2 separate regions of the Homo sapiens genome follow, and region 2 is linked to region 1. A link is a loop called in an ENCODE intact Hi-C map of the cell type or tissue named here. Cell type or tissue: B cell. All regions are shown on one strand. Each heading gives the region's core, and the rest is flanking DNA. Links, peaks and the distances in the headings are about the cores only. Region 1 overlaps SPAG6 (sperm associated antigen 6). Region 2 overlaps SPAG6 (sperm associated antigen 6).

The links. Peaks named below come from ENCODE experiments on the same cell type or tissue, not always from the same donor. Only the 100,000 strongest peaks of a DNase experiment are listed, where the experiment ranks them.
Region 2: a loop joins it to region 1, with 2.1 times the contacts of the local background. A loop is called at or near these places in 2 of 110 quality-filtered maps.

The regions. Positions count from the first base shown.
Region 1 is chr10:22,364,214-22,367,142 of GRCh38, forward strand. It overlaps SPAG6 (sperm associated antigen 6), which reads left to right. Exons shown (of 11, transcript NM_012443.4): 3 at 640-806. Among named protein-coding and RNA genes, the nearest start is that of SPAG6, 20 kb to the left of the region's middle. In B cell, for the core only: no CTCF peak of the experiment used is centred there; a DNase peak (open chromatin) is centred at 1,198.
Region 2 is chr10:22,415,802-22,418,730 of GRCh38, forward strand. SPAG6 (sperm associated antigen 6) reads left to right here. Exons shown (of 11, transcript NM_012443.4): 11 at 818-1,809. The coding sequence ends at 887. Among named protein-coding and RNA genes, the nearest start is that of LINC03027, 21 kb to the right of the region's middle. In B cell, for the core only: no CTCF peak of the experiment used is centred there; no DNase peak of the experiment used is centred there.

The DNA.
Region 1 (2,929 bases), core at 129-2,628:
TAGGGCCTGCTTCATAGTTTTGTTATAAAAGTTAAATGAGTTTTTATGGAAAAAAGTCCTTAGAACAGTGCTTGCATATAATAAGTCCTTGATAAATATGAGCTACTTTTACTATTGTTGCTGTTGTGGTGATGATGATGATATACCTACTATGCATTCAACCCTTGGATGAATATGATGAGCACTAGTAGTACACTTCCTCATCTCCAAGACATTTATTTGGAGATAATACGCAGGTGAGGCCTTGAAGCGAGCCTTGAAATATAAGATTTGCAAAGTCTGGGGGGAAGCCCTATCTTTTTTGTGTTAGGCATCATAGCATACTCTACAACCTTTCTCTGCATGCCTCATAATTAACCCTATCAGGTAATATAGACAGGACTTGCTGAATCAGGGATTCTTACCTAAATCCAAAGCCTTTCTTATTTCCATGCTCTACTGCATGTTTAACAATGATCGCTTGTATTATTCTGTGTCTTGGCCAGTTAGGTACTTCTAAATTTCCATTAGTTTATGGTGAATAGTTTTATTTTTACTGATTTTTTCCCTTTAATTTTACTGTCTGCATATATACTGAATTGTATTTTTGCTTTTTAATTTAAATTTTCCTGATTTCTGTTCTTTCATAATTTAACTCAGGTGTAATGTCTTTGCTGAGAACTCTTCTTCTGGACGTGGTCCCAACAATTCAACAGACTGCTGCTTTGGCTCTTGGGAGACTGGCCAATTATAATGATGACCTAGCAGAAGCTGTTGTGAAGTGCGACATTCTTCCACAGCTTGTTTATTCATTGGCAGAACAGAATGTAAGAATTAAAAAAAACTAGTTATATGTTTTTTTGTTTTAGATTTTTAAAAATGTGACAGTTTGGATACAGTTGCAAGCCTGTAGGCATAAAATTATTAGGGGGTTAACACAATCTTCAATTATCTGAGCTGCATGTAATCATATTTTCAGGGTATTTTGCTTTGGTGCTGATAACCACCATTTATCTATTATTGATAATATAAGGAGAAAATAGATTTTTTTAGGCAGAATTATACATAAAGCAGTATTTCTATATATGAGAGTTTTAAACAAAGCTATCGGATCTGTCTTAGGGAAGTATGTAGACCCTAGGCAAATAGTTGATCTCAGCAGTCCTTATATGCTGGTGAAACCAAGTTAAGGGAAATAGTGAGAGACAGCCTTGAGGCAAGGGGTAGAGAAGCAACCAAAAAGAGGAAGAGAATAAGTATGTGTAATGGAAGGTTTGATAAATCTTTTTTTACCAAGTTATAGGCATGCCAACTCTGTTAAGCACTATCTGAAATTGCCCTGTTTTTTTCCCCCTCCTATCTGGTACCACTTTCTTTTTCTATACAATGCCAGCTATTTGGTTTTCACAGTAGTTAAGGACCACTTGTAGGTAGGTTTTGGACTGTTCATTCTATTCTGTTAGTTTATCATAACCTAGGGATAGAGCTTTCTTGACATATCTTTGGGATTAAATTCCTATTTGTGTAACAAAAAGACAAGCCAATTGAAAAATCGACAAAGGAATTAAATAGACATTTCTCCAAAGAATATATAAAAATGGCCAAGAAGCATGTGAAAAGATGCTCCACAGCATTAGTCATTAAGAAATGCAAATCAAAACCACAATGAGGTATCACTTCATACCTTTTAGGGTGGCCATAATAAAAAATAAAAAGAAAATAACAAGTGTTGGTGAGGGCATGGAGAAATTGGAACTTTCATACATTGCTGGTAGGAATGTAAAATGGGGGAAACCACTGTGAGAACACTTTGGCAGGTCCGCAGTCAGTGAAACATTTGTTACCACGTGACTCAGCAATTCTATTCCTAGCTATATATCCAAAAGAATTGAAAACAGATGCTCCAGCAAAGCCTGCACAGAAATATTCATAGCAGCAGCATCCACAATAGCCAAAAGGTGAAAGCAACCTAATCCAATCAACAGATGAACGGGTAAACAAAATGTTGTGTATCCATACAATGGATTATTAGTCATAAAAGGAATAAAGTACTGATAAATGCTACACCATGGATGACCCATAAAAACATATGCTAAGTGCAAGAAGCCAGACACAAAAGGCCACAGATTGTATGGTTCCATTTATATGAACTATCCAGAATATGTAAATCCATAGAGACAGAAGCAGATTAGTGGTTGCCAGGGGCTGGAAGGAGAAGGGAATGGGAATTGACTGCTTTATTTGTAAGAAGTTTCTTGTTGGGTTGATGATAATAGTCTAGAACTATATAGTGGTGATGGTTGTGCAACATTGTGAATGCACTAAATGCCACTAAATTGTATACTTTAAAATGGTTAAAATGGTAAATTTCATGTTATGTGTATTTTGCCAGAATAAAAATAAATCCTAATGGTGCAGAAATTTTCCTTATATTTATAGATGAGAGAGTCACTTACTAATGCTTGTTATAGCTCTACAAGGAGTCACAGAAATTTTATTTTTCTTGTGGATATTCCTTCTATCATCAAATACTGTTGGGCTTTCTTCCTCTTGGACTCTTAGCTCTTTCTTTTGAGAGCAGAGTCTGTATTCTGGTATCCCACGTAGAAGATTTTCAGTAGAAGTTTTCTAAGTTGAATAAATGTTAATTAGTTGTAGAGAGACAAAAAAGCACTACAGCAGAAAAGTGAGGAGGCAGTGAAAACACGAAGCCTTTGCACAAGCTTCTGTCTCCCTCACCTCCCAGCCTTTAAGTCATTTCTCACAGGAGATTTAATCTCCTCTTTATGAGGTACAAAGTCCTGTGGTTTTGCTGGGTTTTTTTTTTTTGGCATTTCTTTTAATGAGGAATGGAAGAGAAGAGTGTTAGGAATTTGGGGGAAGTGAAAATTAGGAGAAAGAGGGAATGAGATCAGAAAGTGTTAGTTATAGGCACTGGAATTAATAGTGA
Region 2 (2,929 bases), core at 313-2,812, 52 kb after region 1:
AGAATTTTTGAATTATACTTCCATAGATTTAAAAAATTATTCTAGAATGCCTGCTAAATTTTATTTGACATTCATTTATCTGCATGTAAGTTATTTCCATGACGTATTAAGCATCTCACAATGCACTGATCAACATATTTAATACTTTTATACTAAATCTTGTATAAAATGTTCAATTTATGAATGTAAATGTATAGTACTATAGATGCCCAAGAACTATTAATAGTAAAAATGATTAATTTCCTAGGTTTCTATGATACAAGTATTTGTAAATAGTTTTTCAATACTAAATTATATTTTATTAAATAGTTTTTCAATATGAATTATACTTCCAGAAATTTTTGTTTTCCTAGGTGACCAGATCTGATTAAAACCCATGCTGAGAATGATCTCTAAGGCAGTTAGAATGCAGAAGTTGATTAGTAACAATAGACTGTGTAGTCTAACTTATGAAAAAAAAAATCTATTAGCTAGGATCCTTAAAGCAACATTAGCCACTTGATGTGATTAAAATGAAGTCTCTGTAATAAAATATTGTCAGTGGATTGAAGATTCTTGTTTGGAAAATGTCCCCTTTGCCATTACATTTATATCCCTTAAATGTTTTGCTACTTCTGTAGCACAGTTTTATGAATTCGTATTTTCCTCCTGGATAGCCTCTAACTTTATGCACAAAGCATTACTGGAGCATAATTATTCAGAGTGTATTTGAGATTTCACTCACAGGATTATTTCAGATAAATCCCCTATATTGAATCTTATGTGCCTGCTGTGTTGATCGTTTCACCAGCATTTAATAGTGTATTTTCTTTTTCAGGTATTATTCCCCTGGATATTCAGATACACTTCTGCAGAGGGTGGACAGCTATCAACCACTTAATAACTGAGCAAAGTTATATTGTGATACTCAAATTCACAGCAGAGTAGTTTTGAGTAACAGTAATTAAATCCTTCTAAATATTTGAACTAAGTATATTCTAGATTTATTTAATGGGAAATACCTTTAGATAATATTTTCTAAATTTATGTAATACTTTAAACATTCGTAGCTTGAATATGTGAGGAACTATTCATGGTCATTCGCATGCATAGGATTTGTTCTACAGGTAGATTTTAAAAACACGTTAAAGGGCCTTAAGGCATTTTGTTATTCTGTTAAAAACCACACACACTCGTACATGCAGACACCTCCAATGAGATATAGTTAAGAGATGGCATTCAAAAACCCTAAATTATTCTAGCCAATTTGTCATAGGCATAGGCAAGGAAAGCTGGCCTTGCTAACTATATAGTAGTATACACAAGAGAAATCTTTGAAGGAGGAAACTGATGACAGATATACAGGGCACTTGAAGGAGACTCTGATGCTAGTTATATAAGTGCATTAACTTAAGACACGGACTCTGTGGGTAACCTGTTAGGTTTTACTAAGAATTTAGGAAAAATTTACTCCTCTTTATCACAAGTTTTCCAAACCTCCTTCCCCACCCTATCTAAAGTGTTCCTTACCTTTCATGGGCCCAGCGAGGGTAGAATTCAGAATAGAGAGTTATACTCCTGCATACATGCTCTCCCTCTCATTGAAAGGTTTCTTAGTCTAGCTCTGCTCATGAATGAACAAAGAAGCAGGCATGTAAAATGGATCCTTGTCCTAACGTCACTTTCCCAAGTTTCAAAAGTCACATTTTCAGGTATTTAAGGAATAGTTTGAAGCTAATACCATCAGGCTCAGAGTTTACATGCATTTTTACTTAGGAAGTGGTAAACGGGTGAAAGAGGGTTTCAATAAAATTTTAAATAAAAACAGCATTAGAATTGTCCTTTTCATTTTTCCTATCCAGTGTGTTGCTGACCTTGGGGAATATGTGATTGGATTTATGGGTCTTGGTTAGTTGCTGTGTATGTGTCTTTTGCTTTAAAGGGATGTTACTTCTGCTGCTCTCTCCTGGAGGAGGTGAATGATAACCCACACAGCCCCTAGGCCACAGTGTTTCCAGTCTGACTCTGTTTTCAGGTTTCCTTCTTTGACTCTCTCTCTCTTTTTTTATTTTTTTCATGCAAAAGGAGCTACCCGTTTGTTTTTTGTATTTTCTGGATTCATCTCTGTCATCATTATTTCCTAACAGTGCATAACTTTGTTGTGTCTTTTAAAACTTCATAATACCCGAGATTACCTCATTTTGTTTTGCCTTATATCCGGCTAAGATTGTTGGTTATTTCATTTTTTTTTAATACTTCCTTGGGCCTGTTTTGTTTCCTTGCAGCAATTTCTTTGACCTGTTGAATAGGAAAATGTAATTTGTATTCCCAGTTTTGTAGCTTTCCTTTCTTTCTTTCATGCCTACACAGCTTGTCTTATGAATCTTTTAATTGGAGAAAATAAAAGTAGTTTTTATCTTTCTTCATTAGGGCTGTTTTTCTTAGATGTGTTGGTAATGACAGAAATTAGTTTATCTGGGTTAAAACCACCTCAGATATTGTTGGAATGTCAAATTTCCTAGTTGAAAATTTTCACTTCATAGATAATTTCATACTTATCAAACAGCACTAAACAAAGTAATAAAATACTTAATAGTGTTCAGATGGGTGTTATAATTTGATCATATGCATTGTGGAAAATTTATGCTATGAAATGTTTCTTGACATAAAACTCTTTAAACAAAATGAAGCTTTACTTTTTGAAAAGTATGTTGTGAGATTTAAAAAATATATATAAAAACAAAATCTTTTTCATTTGTCATAGGGCAAAAATAATGTCTGTTATTAATGATAATTCACTGATATTTTTCACCCCTCATTTGAATTTTGTCAATTCTAATTCCCTGTGCAAACCCCTGTCCCACTGCTCCCTACCCACCCCCAGCCCCAGGAGTTTATTTAAAATTCCCCTGTTCTTAGGAATTCTCAACTTACATGAACAACTATTTTT